Linked DNA regions of Homo sapiens: region 2 is linked to region 1. The links are chromatin loops, found by intact Hi-C in ENCODE. Cell type or tissue: Panc1. All regions are shown on one strand. Each heading gives the region's core, and the rest is flanking DNA. Links, peaks and the distances in the headings are about the cores only.

The links. Peaks named below come from ENCODE experiments on the same cell type or tissue, not always from the same donor. Only the 100,000 strongest peaks of a DNase experiment are listed, where the experiment ranks them.
Region 2: it touches region 1 in a loop (3-fold over the local background); 11 of 110 quality-filtered maps call a loop at or near these places.

The regions. Positions count from the first base shown.
Region 1 is chr18:32,710,830-32,718,635 of GRCh38, forward strand. All of the region lies in intron 3 of KLHL14 (kelch like family member 14), which reads right to left. The region is part of intron 2 of LOC112268208 (a long non-coding RNA gene); the gene reads left to right. Among named protein-coding and RNA genes, the nearest start is that of KLHL14, 58 kb to the right of the region's middle. In Panc1, for the core only: CTCF peaks have their summits at 3,904 (motif pointing right) and 4,120; a DNase peak (open chromatin) is centred at 3,902; H3K27ac peaks cover 283 bases.
Region 2 is chr18:33,206,858-33,214,663 of GRCh38, forward strand. It overlaps CCDC178 (coiled-coil domain containing 178), which reads right to left. Exons shown (of 23, transcript NM_001105528.4): 20 at 5,039-5,198. Among named protein-coding and RNA genes, the nearest start is that of CCDC178, 230 kb to the right of the region's middle. In Panc1, for the core only: CTCF peaks have their summits at 3,888 (motif pointing right) and 4,088; a DNase peak (open chromatin) is centred at 3,874.

The sequences.
Region 1 (7,806 bases), core at 1,568-6,567:
AGGCATGGTGGCTGTTGAACTGTTAGGCACCTTTGGGTGCCTAACAGTTGGCTGGCGTGTAGTGGAGGTGTAAGGAGCAATGGGATGTAAAGTGGAAGAAAACAAGAGCCAAGATGGTGGAGGTCCCTGAATTCCACAAACTCTACTGCTCTCAGTAGAAAGGCCTGGAAGAGTTTAAGAAGGGGAGTAAAGCCTGAACTGTGTGAACAGCAAATAGGGCCCCTCCTTAGATCTTGGTAACATTTATCACCAGTGCAGAATCTGCCAAAATAAAAAAGCCATCATCTCAAAGTGTGGAAATCCAACAAAAGAAAGGTCTTTAAGGAAAAAATAGGAAGAGTATAAACCTCTTCAAGTCACAGCCCATAAAAAGTAAAGCACAGCTACATGTAAAAGCTAAGAGGCAAAGAAAATGGGGGACAGCAAAAGAAAAAGACCATTAATTGGCACGTGACAGTGGGTATATGTAGCATTTGGGGAGAAGGAGTAGGCAAGAACATTTTTATGTAATAAAAAGAGGAAGAAAAGGAGTAATTTTAATAACTGAGAAACTAGATATTATTATAAACAAGACTGTTTACAATACAACCTATTCAATACAAATCTATTCAATGGTATTGTGTTTACAGTACAAATCTATTCAAACACTACTTCTCAATAGATTTGGATTCTCATTTTCCTGGTGACAAAATGGGGAGTAACATCACTCTTACCTGCAAAACGTTGGCTGCTCTATGCAGTCACTCAACAAGTTTGAATCACAATTTATCTCTTACTCTTTAATAAAGTAGTTAATGAACTGTCCTCTTCCCTCAGGAAGAGTATCTGAGCATCAAGGGCTAGTAGCAAGGCCTAAATCCATTAAGCCTGACTCTTTTTCACTGTTCCTCATACATCATACCATCATATCTTTATTCCCTCCTGATTCAGCTTAGTTTTCATAGCTCATCTTTGCAGTAATTTCCTGGCATACACACTCAACTCTCTTGCCTCTTGCTTTATCCTTCGTAGTTGTATAGCTGAACCAAATCTTGTCTATATTCAGCCCCATGTGAAAACCCACAGAGCTGAATGTGACTAGATAAATTTACATCGCTATGTGAATAAGCCTCATTTTACATTCATGTTATTGTTGCCTGAAATTCCTATTATGTTTTCTTAGACCATTAATTATCCTATTCTCTCAGATCGAGGGGCTAATGGGCCTAAACTGGCCCACCATTTGTTTTTGTTAATAAAGTTTTATTGGAACACAGCCACTTCCAACAATTTATGTATTGTCTCTGGCTGCTTCTGTGCCACAACCACAGAGTTGAATAGTTGCAGCAGAGATCTAATGATCTGCAAAGTCTAAAATATTTACTATCTTGCCCTTACAGAAAAAGTTTGCCCACCTTTGTCCTAAATGACTATTTCACATTTGTTCTTTCTCCTCAACTCTCTAACATCTGCTCCCTGATTTACTTTTAGCTGATAACCTTGTTTTCTATTTCACTAAGAAAATATAAACATTTAGAAAAGAATTCCCACAGCTTCCCTGCCTCATACCTACCAAATTACCTGCATCAGTAGACCTGTACTGTGCCTTCCTTTTGTTAGCCTGGATGGACCTTCCATGCTCATTTCTAAAGTCAAGCTCTCTATTTGTGTACTAGGTCCTCTCAAATACTCAAGGATATTTCTTCCAGCAATTTTATTATGTCTTGCGTCATTAATTTTCCCCTCTTTATGAGATCTCTCCTATCAGCAGGGAAACATGCTGCTATATTGGTCACTTTTAAAAAAGACATCTCTTGAATCAATATCCTCTTCTTTCTACCTATCCCATGTCTCTTTTTCCCTTTATATAAACAGTCCTCAAAAAAGTTGTCTTTGCTCAAGATTTCTAGGGTTTCTGTTCCCATTTTCACTTCAACCTGTTCCAGTTAGGTTTTTAGTTTCATAATTCCATGGACACAATGTTGTTAAATTAACCTTCATGTTGCTAAATCTAATGTCACTTCTCGATGCTCATCTCATATCATGTACCTGAAACATTTGACCTAGTAGATCACGCCTTCAAATGTGTCCTTCCAGGAGATCATTTTCTCTGGATCCTCCTTTTACCTGATTGGCTGCTCCATGCTCATACTCCTTGCTGGTTGCTCTTCATCTCCTCAATCTGTAAGCCAGCATGCTCCAAGAGCTTGCTTTTAAATCTTTCTCACCTCCATCCACACTTAATACTTTGTTTTTGTTAATAAAGTTTTATTGGAACATGGCCACTCCCAACAGTTTATGCTGCTTTTGTGCCACAACTGCAGAGTTGAATAGTTGGAGCAGAGACCTAATGAGATGCAAAGCCTAAAATATCTACTGTCCTCCTCCTTACAGAAAAAGTTAATAAAGTTAACCCCAGAATATGACTTTAAAACCCTCAATCTAACCCCACTTGGGTATCATATAGGCTCTTCAACTTACCAGTGCCCCCAAACGAACCCCTGGCTTTTCTCTCCAAATATTCCCCTTCCCACCTAAGCCACTGTCAACTCTATCCTTCAACTTGCTCAGGACAAAAGCCTTGGGCTCATCCTGACTCCTCTCTTTCTATTATGCTTTGTAAAATAAATGACTTATTTCTCTTGGGATAAAAAATATCTTTTAGGCGGTCATGGTGGCTCACACCCATAATCCCAGCACTTTGGGAAGCTGAGGTGGGAGAATCCCTTGAGCCCAGGAGTTTGAGACCAGCCTGGGCAACATAGGGAGACCCCATCTGTATTATAAAGAAAATAACAACCTTTAGACATTTTTCTTTGCTCACTCACTAATATGTAAACATGAATTATGGTGTATATGCTTTTGTAATATGCTGTTTTCACCTAAATATATGGTAAGCTATTTTCATTTTAATAAATGTAGATGTTCATTAATAGTTTTTAATAGTAGTATGATATTTCTTTTGGTATGGCTAAACTAATATTTATTCAATGATTTCTAATTGTAAAACACTTAATTTTGGTTCTTTGTTTTTGCTGTTATAAACAACACTGAAATGAATATCTTGGAACATGCAAATAATTATTTTCTAAGAGTAAATTCCTAGAAGTGGGACTGCAGAAATCAACACCATTAAATTTCTTTTAAAAATCTACCTTTGATAAAATTTACATATAAATAAACATATTTTTGCATGTTCCTGCATGAGAGTGATATACTAATATTTGTTGATGAAAATTATGTAACAAGTAAATTATTGATAATTTAGTAATGCTTTTTTACTAAATTTTAGTAAATTTACAAATTTACTAAATTTACTAAAATTACAAATTGCAATTTACAAATGCAATTTACTAATTGCATTTGAACTGCAGTGGTGAACCCAGTGTATATAGAAGATATTATGCATTCAATTTATAGAGAATGTGCCTCTGATTGTGGATTCAGGAACTCCTTGTGTGTTAGCTCCATGGCTCTCTATGAGTTTATAGGCTGGCGACCACAGCTTTGGTGATTATTTAAAGAAGCAATTCATTTAGCATATGATCACAAATGGAACCCATTTCCTCTTTCATCCAAGTTGCCCACTTCCTGATAGAACAAAGTATTACAGTAGTAATATTAATTCTGGTACTAAGAAGGCAAGTAAAAAGTTCTCATTAAAGCAGAGTAATTATAGATACATAGTTGAAATAAAGTAGGATTTTAACTGTGGGCTATTTAAATTAACTTCCTAGATTGAATCTTTTTGTGTACTGTGAGAGCTTCTCTCTGGAATTCATGGCAACTACTTCAGCGTTTCTCAGCCTCTTGGAGAAATGTTGAAGGAAGAATGAAGTCTGTTAATTCCCATGGTTGCAAACACCCGTTGCTGCTTCCTGTTCAAACTCGCCTTTCGTTAACTGCAGCAATTTTGAACTGAGCCACTAGATGGTGTACACTGTTCTTTGCTCACCCTCCAGAAAAAACATCAAGAACTATGCTCAGGTACAGGACTCCAAGGCCAACAAAAACAAAGAGGAAAACTTACAACAGTAAGGCCAAAATTAAGGGCCTCTCTTTTAAAACTCTGGTGGTCCTTTTTTTTTTTTCTTTTGATGCAGATTACACTGAGTTGGAGAATGTCAATATTATTTTCTTGACTCTACTCTTCCTTAGTATACCAAATATTTGAGCTGGACCAAAATCTATTTCAACCTTTCACAGCAACCTATTTTTGAATTTCATACATGAGTCCTGAAGGCACTATAAAGTAGTTTCTCCTTTAGAAACTCATATGTACAGACACCTAGCAGGCATACCCTATGCTAATATTGTTAAAGATAGATTTTTAAAAATAGGTCAGATTTTTCAATATCTTGAAAAATCTGCAGATAAGTCCCATGGTGTTGACATAGCAGAGATGTAATGAGCTAGAATTTAGCTCTGCCCTTTAGTCTATAAGCAACTTTGATCCATGTTTCAATATAAACTTACATTTCTATATAGGGTGTATATGTGTGTGGAAAAATGATATGGTTTTCTTTGAGTTTCAGGGAATAATTTCACAGAAGAGACAAACACATTAAATTCACTTTTCCAAGTGGGTAAATTGCTTTAAGAGACAAACATTTTAGAGAAGTTAAAAGAGAAAGTCTTCCTCCTTACCTTAAAGAGGTGTCTCAGGTTTTTATAAATGCATGGGTATTTACCGACGGATGATTTTTTTTTTAGTAGCTTCAACCTATCCTTTACTTTATTGAATTCACTTTTTTATATAATAAATTGTTTTAAGTTAGGAGCAAACATTTTAATGACAACGTTGAAAAGATAAAAAGTCTTTACCTTACCTTAAAGTGCCCTCTCAGATTTTTAGGAATACACGTATATTTAAATACGGGTGATCTTTTTTGATTAAGTAGTTTCAACATTATCTTCTAATCTTTCTTGTCATCTTAACCTAGATCCTTTATGAATTATAGCTCCTCACCTCAAGTAGCAGTTGACTTTCTAATCCCTAATAGTCAAAGATGATTGTAGCAAATCTGTATAATCATCCTTTGTGGGGAAAATAGTTTTCAAATCCATCAGGGCCCTTGAGCTGAGAAGAGCTGCCCAAAGTTTATTTCTACTACACAGTAATGAGTTGAAAGAAAGGTCTATAGGTGGATCTTCAATTGGAAAATCTAAAAAGTCAGTGAAATTACTAAAAAGCCTTAATGGTGCTTCTGAAAACAGACACTAATTTTATGTTCTCATTCTTTGAATTACATTCATCTGACATTTAGAAGTCATTTTATGGGAAAAATTTTTATTAACTGAGAAACAAGATTTCTTGGATTATAATGATAAATGATGACTATATTTTTAAAATATAGTCAACTTGTGATTATTCAATGACCAGTGCTCTGGTTTATATATTATTCTAATATTATTATTTCTTCAGTTACCTCCTTTCAACCTGTCTTTTTGTTATTTAATTCTTCAGAGAGCGGGCAAAGCCAAAGGGCAGTGGTAAATACAAATTATCAATCATGTATCAGCTGTAAAAAAAACAGTGGCTTTTTTGGTGAGAGAACAGAATGATGAAAGTTAAAATTATTATAAATTGTGAAGATTTTAGCTTGCTTGACTTTTTTTTTTTGAGGTGGAATTTCGCTCTTGTCGCCCAGGCTGGAGTGCAATGGCACGATCTCGGCTCACTGCAACCTCTGCCACCCAGGTTCAAGTGATTCTCCTGCCTCAGCCTCCTGAGTAGCTGGGATTGTAGGCACACGCCACCACGCCCAGCTAATTTTTTTTGTATGTTTGAGTAGAGATGGGGTTTTGCCATGTTGGCCAGGCTGGTCTCAAACTCCTGACCTCAGGTGATCCACCCACCTCGGCCTCCCAAAGTGTTGTGATTACAGGCATGGGCCTCTGCACCCAGCCCTAGCTTGCTTCACTTTTGGCAATCAATTTTGTACCTTCATTTCATATAGTTGATATTTAAAAATTGATTATTTTCCTTTTCATTGTTTTATACCTAGTTTATATTTTTATTTTTTCAAATATGACTTTTGTAGATATAAGCCTTTTACATTATGACTCCTAAAAGCTTTAGTTTAATTTTAATTTTCTATTATTTACATATTCTTATTTGTCCCAATATCCTCATCTGCTAGACAGATGTCTAGACTGGGCCTATAAGAGAAAGGCCAACTCGGAATGAGATTGAAATATCCTCTCTCTCCAAATTGGAGGGCTTTACCAAATAATGGGCAAGATGTTGAACTAATAGCTCCAAAACCTCTGGTCAACCTGGTTGTACCATAATAAATGAGGTGAATGGAATGAATATTTTTATTCTATTTGGCCCACTTTTAGTTACGTGAGAAAACGTTATAAATTCCTGTCATTGATGTGGTATGTGAAATCTTATGGAAATAATAATCTGTTGCAAGTGCAATTTGATGATAGATTTAAGTAAATGAGTCAAACCAAAAATAAAGCATGTTGAAGTGAGAAAGACAAGGGGAAGAAATTCCTCATGGTTGCTTGAAATTTAGACTATGTCATTCACATATCCTCATGGGAGCCAGATGTTGAACTGTAGAATTAGTCTATGATTCGTACGAAATGCCTCAGAAAACACCAAGGGCTACTATGAGACTCCCAGCTGCTCTTTCTTCATCTACCCCTGAAAAGTTGGTACTCATGCATTTCTTCATTCATGTAGTCAATGAATGATTATTATTGAACCCTATTCTATGCCAAGGATTGGGCATACGTAATCCTATTTTCTTGGAGTTGGGTATTTTGTCCTCTTTCCTCTCTATCTCTTCCCCCTTCCAGATCTCAATGATGCTATTTGCTTAAATGCTGACTTCTGAATTGGTATTTCTACTCTTTTCTCGTCTGTCATATAGATCAACATTTTCTAGTTCTTTCTGTAGAACTTCCCTTGAATCTCTCCCAGTCTTTAATTCTTCCTTCCTTCATCAATACACTCACTAAATATTTATTGAACACCTATCATGTGCCAGGCACAAGTCTTGAGTATGATGAATATAGATATTTTGACTTGACATACTGAAGACTAACCACATTCCATCCTCCTCTAAACGTTCATTTTCTTGGTTTCATCTTTTGACCAAAGACATCAGATCAATTTGGCCAACCAAGCCAGGCTGTCTCTTACTTCTACAGCCCAGTAGTTACCAAGTGATGTCTAACTTTATTTATAAAATGAGTTTTGTATTTGCTAGTGTCTCATCGTTTTCATACCTATTGCCGTAAATCAGACCCTTATTATCCCTATTCTGGGTTATGCAATAAATGATTACCCTGCCTCCAATCTCTCCTTTTCCAATTCATCTTAAATTAGCTTTTTAAACACAGATTTAATTATGTTATTTCTCTGCTCAAAGATTTTTGGTGAGTCCCCACTGACTATAGAATAGTATCCAAATGCTTTTCACATAATCTTTTACACCTGATCTCAACCTACCTTTCAGGAGTTCGCCAACTCTGAGCAATTTCCTGAATTTAAAATGCAATGTCATATTCTGCCCTGTTTACATTATTCTCTTTCTCCTGGCACAATAAGAATCCATCACATTTGTATGTTGTTTTCCAGTTTACAGTGAAATTTCCCATGCACCTTCTGTGAGGTAGGCAGAGATATTTCCCCCCAGACTTAGAGCTGGAAGAGTCAAGGTTCTGAATGTGTAGGTGACATACTGAGCAAGCTAATCTTGCTTATGATTAGCAAGAGAGCCCAGATACTAAACATCAATGGGCAGTAGCACCAAGAAACAGATTAGGATGAAGTGTAGTATTTTACCACCAAAATGAATTCAGCATACA
Region 2 (7,806 bases), core at 1,836-6,835, 500 kb after region 1:
GCTAGAAGCCCCCTGATAAAATTGGGAGATTCCTACATTAAGGATTTGTCAGCTGTGATAAAAACCTCTGATATATGTAGCATCCACATGGACCACTTTCATATCACCCTTTGAGTCTTGAAGCCAAAGGAAACAGTTCATGCTGCCTGTTGTGTAGTAATAAAGTCCTTTGTCTCTCAGGCTGGAGTTTCATGTCTTCTGCTAGCATCTGTGAAACTATGGCAGGCTAACCAGTTAACTTGCCAGGGTAAAATCTCAGACCCTTCACATATCTTGATAGTATCGTGAGAGAATGTATCAAACCTTTAAGGAACTGAAATGCCCCATGCAATTTAACATAGAAAAAGAACTAAATAAACCTTCCTATTTCATTTTAAAAACTGTAGTAAATCTCTGTTCCAATATCTTTAAAAAAGTACAAAATAGAATTATAGACCAATAGATATTCTAAATTAAATGTTTGTAAATTAAATCTAGTAATGTACTAAAAATTTAATAAACCATAGCCAATTAACGTATATTTAAAAATGCAATTTGATATTTGAAAACATAATTATTTTAGTTGATCAAGAGAAAAATCTACATATTTTTGCTGTTACTCCACAGTGGGGTAAGGCATTGCAAAAGTGATAATATGATTTTCTCAGGGAACATTCATTTTCCAGTGGGAATGGAAAATGAATGTTCCCTGAGAAAATCATAATATCTAAAGTATGTTCATTGGGTATTAGCACAACTATATAAGAAAAATACTAATTTTTAGAAAAATTGAACTATAGCCAAATAATTGCAATAGATGCTTCTAGGTAGTTAAAAAAATAAAAGCTAAAAATGGTAGTTGATTGTCAATGCAGAAAATAAAAAATCTATTCAAATTTCAGATAGATATTACTTTAATATAGTATTAGCAGTAATTCTGCCACATATTCACAAGGAGTGACATGATGCTAGAGAGAGATTTACAAATAAGAGAAGCTTCTTCCTTGTTTAATGGATAATGCTCTAAGGAAACACTCAAAATCTATTAAATTTATATTTAGGAATCACCCATATCCACGCCCCATCCTTCCTCTATATTCTAGTGCTACCCTCTCCTGTTAAGTACTTGTGATCATTGAAGCACCGGATCTGCGCAAAAACATGAGGTAATCTCTGATACAAAATTAGCACTCTTGCCACCATCTTCAAATTAAAATGTTCATTCCTCAAACAGAGATAGATTTTAACAAGTTACTTTTAAAAAGCAATACGATAAGCCTAATTTATATAATTGTGTGTGATTAATTGATGCTCAATCCTATCAAAAGTACTTTTAAAAGAAATATTAATTATGTAAAACATGTTCCTAACTTAAAAAAAATTCATGTTACAGTAAAATAGTCTTTGCGACAGGAAGGTTGTCATTAAGGCAAATAACTCTTGCCCAGGAAATCCATTGGTCAGCTCCCCTAAATGTTTCCAGATTTATCACATATTCATTTCCCACAATTTAGACCACAGAATATGTCATTTTTTTTACTCAAAGTAATCTCTAATTTTTTTAGAACAGTGGATAAGGCCACAATTTACTGTTTGTAATTTGGATGTGGTCATGATATTTATAATTTGAGTGTGACCGCTATATTCAAGTCTGTTTTTCAAATCTTCCATCTTCCTGCTGATGTGTCTTGAAAATGGAGTATAGGGTTTCGGTCATTCAACATTGAGTGCCTTGAATACAGTAATACTCATGAAATAGTTGTGAGAATGTAGAAATGAAGAGTGACCAATAGGAGAATAATATACAAATTGTGATAATCTTTAGAATATCTCAGAGAATAAATTTGTTTGAAATGTTTACTATTCCAGTACCTGGTGGTCAAATGAAACAGTGTATTAAGCTAAAACTTTTCCACATGAAAGTGTCAAAAATAATTTTATATCCAAATTTGGGACTGCTATAGCCAGAGGAAGAGGTATTTCCTGAGAGTAGAAAATATGGAGCAGAATAAAAAGCAATTAACTCTACAAGGAATGGGAGATTGTCTCTACTAGAACTCAATCTGGAAATTGTTCTTCCAGTGTAGTTCATTGTATTTCTCTCATAAGCTAAATTACAGAGGGGACAGCAAATCTATGGAAAGAACACACAGAGAAAGGAAATGACATAGGCGATACAGCAGGTCTTCTAAGGACAACTCATAACAAATTATATCATATATAACCTACAATTTTGTATAGATCTTTCCAAAAGCAAGGACAAACATCACTAGCTAGAGCTACAGTCCTCTGATGAATATGGTACACTGAAAATTTGATCTTAAGCAATGGCATTTGCAAATTATAGACAGTTAGTAAAAATGCCATGACATTATTAAAAAATCTACCATTTATGGATATATGATATGGAATTGCCTACTGAAGAGAGATCAAATTTAACTCCAGAACCATGCTGTCTGTATGTTATCTGAAGTTTGTGTATATTTTCTTACCTTTATTAGCTGTTGGTATTTCTAATTCTATTGTGTGTTTTCTCATATTCTCCATTAACTCTTGTGACTTTTATGAAGTATTTTATTAAACCATCCCTACAGATGATCCATAATTGTGATCAATTCTTTTGCCCAAAAGGAACACCTCAGATTAGTAACATTACATTTATAATGATGCCTTTAATGAGACTCTTTTCTTTGCAGGGATCCTTTACATTACATACACATTTACACCTTTACCACTTCCTAAACAGGGATGAGATCAGGTTTCTACGAGAAATCACATCGTCTTTTCACCATTTAACACTCAATAACTGATCATAATCATAAATAAATAGCATCATTAATGATAAGGCACATCAATCTCTAAACTCTGCATCTTCAGACTCTATGATTCTGGTCACATAAGGTGAATGCACAACAAGAGCTATCCAAGAAACTGGTAAGAGACAACTTCATATAAATTTAAGGTTATCTGACAAGCACTGTTGACATAGTTAACAGAATCCTTAAGTGCTAGAAAGCAATAGATGATTTAACCATTTTCACTAGAGTAGGAAGTATCAGGAAAAGAAAGAGAATGAGACAGACAGAGAGAGAGAGAGAAAGAGAGACACACACAGACAGAGAGAGATTGATTCAGCTTCTGCACCCAGGATGAGTTTGGTAAAGTATCAGGAGTATCAGGCTGGTGGAGTTTGAACAGTATTTCTGAAATGCTCCTGCTTCTTGCTACTAGCAGCATGTGGACAGCAAAATTATCCAAAAAGCATCTATTATCTATCTATTTATTCATTCAACACATATTTATTGCGTACTTCTGGCCAGACATAGTACTGAGATTTTAGGATACAGAAAAGGATATAAAAGAAAATTCCCTCCCCTTAGAGAAGAAATTATTCTGGCAGGAGATAGGCAGACAAAAGACAGGTATAAATGAATTACCAAAACAAGTTCAGATAGAGATCAGTGCCCAGAAAAAATCATGAGACCATATAATGCTTCCAAGTGGCTGGGGGTGGGTACAGTTGGGAGTAGAAAGGCAGGGACAGGCTTTTTGATGAAAAGAAATGCAAATCTCAATAATTTAGAGGCTGGTTATAGAGGATGTTTTATTCATCTCTCTCCTGCTGACCATCTTTTGCCATTTCACTAATTATTATTGTTCCATTATAGTGCTGGAATGCCAGTCGATAAATGATTATTGAGACCCCACTGTGTTCTCAGCACCACTGTGACTAGAAAATGTGGTTGAATTCAAATAACTAATTCTACTGCTCTAATAAAATGTGAGGTGGGGAAGAATGCTTAAATCGGTAAATAACTTAAGCCTTCTTGCTTTGAGAGGTGCATTGGAGTCTAAGCTTCCTCCAATCCATTCGTAGCTCACACATCTGAAACTCAGCCATCGGTTTCAGCAACTGCTCTAAGAAGAGGCATCACGTATTGCCACTAGATGGCACCAATTATTTTCATATTTTTAGGTCAAGAAAACCCTTTTCTAAAATGTAATGGCCACATTTAAAATAGAAGAATGTTACTTAGCATTGTTATTAACAAAGTATTATTCTCTTCTTAATAATTTTCTTATAGACAAACCAATAGAACTAAGAAGATATGTTCTTTCACCCACATACTTGTTCATGCAATGTACATTTGTTCCAAATAGTCTTTAAAAAAAAGTTCTCACACGTCTTTAGATATGTAAAAAGTAGGGAAAGTAATGGAAATATTGATATAATAATTGAATATATAAATATCATATTTGAATATATAAATATGAAGATCAAAAATAGCTCATATATTATGATACTACATATACTTTGAAAACTTTCACAGAAAAGAGTTTTAAAATACTACGGAAAATATTTTTGCTTCTTAGAAAAGATGTCCCTTTGTATCTTCCAAAAATGAGTAATATTTTTAAATGTAATTTAAATATGGTACTAATTCATTACAATTAAATGTAACAAAAACTATTGCAAAATTTAAAATGGGATAGGAATCATTTAACTGAATGCAAACATTTTATAGGTATAGCTTAATATAATTTGATTAATAAAAGTTCAGGCCTAAAAGAACTTTTAATACAATTTCCCTGTTTCAAACAAGTAAATTTATAGGTCCATTAGAATATTATGCAAAATTTTTCTACAGGAGAAGAGCGTGACATATTTTCATTCCTCAAAAAAGTGGTTGGTAAACATTCAAAGTATATTTATTCAGAAACAAATGATAACCATTCTCATTCTCACATCCTTCATTAAAAGCATAAAAGGACTCTGGAATAAATATAGCCTACATTTTTATATTAATAGACTTCAAAATAAAGTACGATAATAAATGAGAGTACACATAAAATGCATTGAAAAGTACAATATGCTCTATGAATATATCATAATTACTTAGAAGAAACAATGAAAACTTCCAGGTTTATTATGTTAACAAATTTATTTTTAAAATCTTAACACCCTTGCTACTTCAGGATAAAAATTGTCTCAAACTAGCTGCTAATTTGACTATCACTATATTCCTTTCATTTTGAAACATGCAAAAATAATACTCACTTGGGTATCTTGAAGAGTTTTTTGTCTTACAGCAAGGAGCACTCTAAATCTCTGATCTTCCTCAAAGATTCTCTCTTCACAGTCTTTTTTCTCTTGCATATAATGATCAAACACAGTTTGTGCATGTTCCCTTTTAAATCTCATAGTTATAAATTTGTTCCTGTGAAGAAAGAATTCCATGTGCCACTAATCAATTCACATTTTATTTTTCAAAATGCATTTATGAGACATTTTAAAAGGACCAAAATGAAAAATCTTGAAGACCCTTGAACTGACAGGCCTTGGAAAAATTCCCTGGTTTTTCTCAAGGTCTACTTCCATAGGGCTACATCTAAATCATCCAGGTGGAAGAAAATCTATGGAAGAACAGTGTATTCTCTTGGTTGCCTATCCAGCATGCTTTTGTTCTCTAGGCATTTCAAGAAAACCCCTCCTCCAAGAGATATATTCTGATTAGTCCAACCAGCATATGACCCATTGTCCAGGGGCGAGAAGCTATATTAAGATAGCTCGAGGAAATGAGTGAGAAGCTCTTAATTCCATGTAGAAGAGCTCATACCCACTAAATGTGACTTACACATCATGCTTTCAAGGTTGCTGCCAACAGCCATAGTGGAGAGAGAAAAAAATGAGTGCCTGGTATTGAGCTGTTGAATCAACCAACCCTGCAGCTTGCTCTGCCAATTATGTAAGATGATGCCTTTTTTATTGTTTAAGCTGGTGTTATGTAAGATGATGCATTTTTTATTGCTTTATGCTTCCTGTTACATAAGATGATAGATTTTTTTATTGTTTAAGCTGGTATGTGAATAGGTGTATGTATGCATGTGTGTGCATGTCTGTATTTTATCATTTGCAATTAAACACATCATAATGCAAAGGTAAAATAACTTTTATGGTGAACTCAGTAGTTATGTAAGGAACAATACTAGTAGAAAAATATCAAAACATGGTTAAAACAATACTGGTAACAATAACTTGCTTGCCAAAGTTGAGCAGCAACTCAGTGTCCAGATTAAGGTATCTGAAAAAGCTCAACACAGTCTTATTCTATCCACATTAGTTAACAAGTCTACCGATACAGAAAATTAAATCACTTGCACAGTTAGCTATAAAGGCAGCAAGACTAATATTTTGGGAAGGACTAAACTAATATCTCTGCTTTTAAATAATATCCCATTTAATACAACAAAAACCACTCTATGAAATAATAATGAGATAGCCACCTAGAGTTGAGGAACCTAAACTTGGATAATTAATTAGCTTGTGTAAGCTCAACTAGTTGGTAAATGACAGAACCAGAATTCAAATCTAGTCCTGCCTTTTTCTGATTCAGCAGTTCAACATTAAGTACTCATTTTTTTCTGCTCTTCGTTATAGCTGTTATCAGCAAATTTGAAAACATATCACTTTGTTTACAGTTAGTGGATGTGAGCCTCTTCTTCTACAGGAAATAAGGTTCTTCTCCTCTTTCATCTATCTTGCCCTGGTTTTTCCTCTACATCATTCATACCAAAAACATTCCAAATTATTAAGTGATGTCTGATCAGTAGCCAATGATATTGACATCTTGGAGCAGAGAGAACCAATGAAATTCACACAGGAAGGAGCTAGTGTGACCAAAACGATAAAATGTTCATAGTTGATCCCAAAAAAACATTGATATATTTTGACCACATGTACTTTGTTCTCTACACTGTTTTGATATTGAATTATATTAATTATAGCATTGTATTAATATCTACACAGACATTTATATACACTATGTACGTGTATATCTATGCAATAAAATAATGTTTCCTTTCTCACAGTGATAAAACAAGTGGACTTTGAAGTCCTATGGGTCTGGATTTTAATTTTCCACTTTCTAGTTAAGAAGCAATTATAAAAATTAAATGAGGGTCAAGGATGGCTTTGATTGCCATTATTTTTAACACCATATTTTAATTGTCTTGTTTATATAAGGTTTGTCTCTCTGCAAAGATCTTCAGACACTTGAAGATACACTTTCCCACTTGCCATTTCTTAGTCCTTATTGGGGCCTGGCAGTATGCCCACTATGAGTTCTCAATAAATAATAAGTAGCTTGTTGTGGGAACTTATTGAAAATATCAGTAGATTATTCATAAAACAGCTGATCTTCCTTTGCAATCCCACTTTAGGGGGTCAGTTGAAAGGGCACACACTTGGAACAGGTTGGAGCTAAGCTGAAGCTACCTCTACCACTACTTAAGAGTGTGATCTTAGATTCCCTGAGCCTCTGTTTCTCAGCATTCATTGGAAATGATACAATTTAACCACTTGCTATAAGAATTGGATGAGACAAGGTACACACATTGTCCAGGACGTACCTGGCACAATAGCAAGTCATTCAACGGTAGCTTTAAATATTATTTGACATTATATACCATCACTGCTAATTAATAGTTGTATAAGTAATTCCACAGTATTGGCTAATTCTTTTTCTCCTTTTCTTGTTGGAAGGCAGGGCTTTGTCAAGTTTAGAGAGAGAACTGATTCACTGGGACATGGAAACCACTCTTGTCTGAAAGGCCATATAATCCAGCTTCAGAAGAAGTTAGGATTGAAACGGGAGGAAGCCTGAAGAAAAAATTTTCATCAGCTCCTGAATTAGATCTTTATAATTTTAATGTAAGTTATATACATTTATATTTATATCTTTGAGTCCCAAGCTATTCTTACAGGTATTAAACAAGGTGGATAAATATCTTTAAAAGTAAATGATATGTTTCCCTGCTTTTTCACAT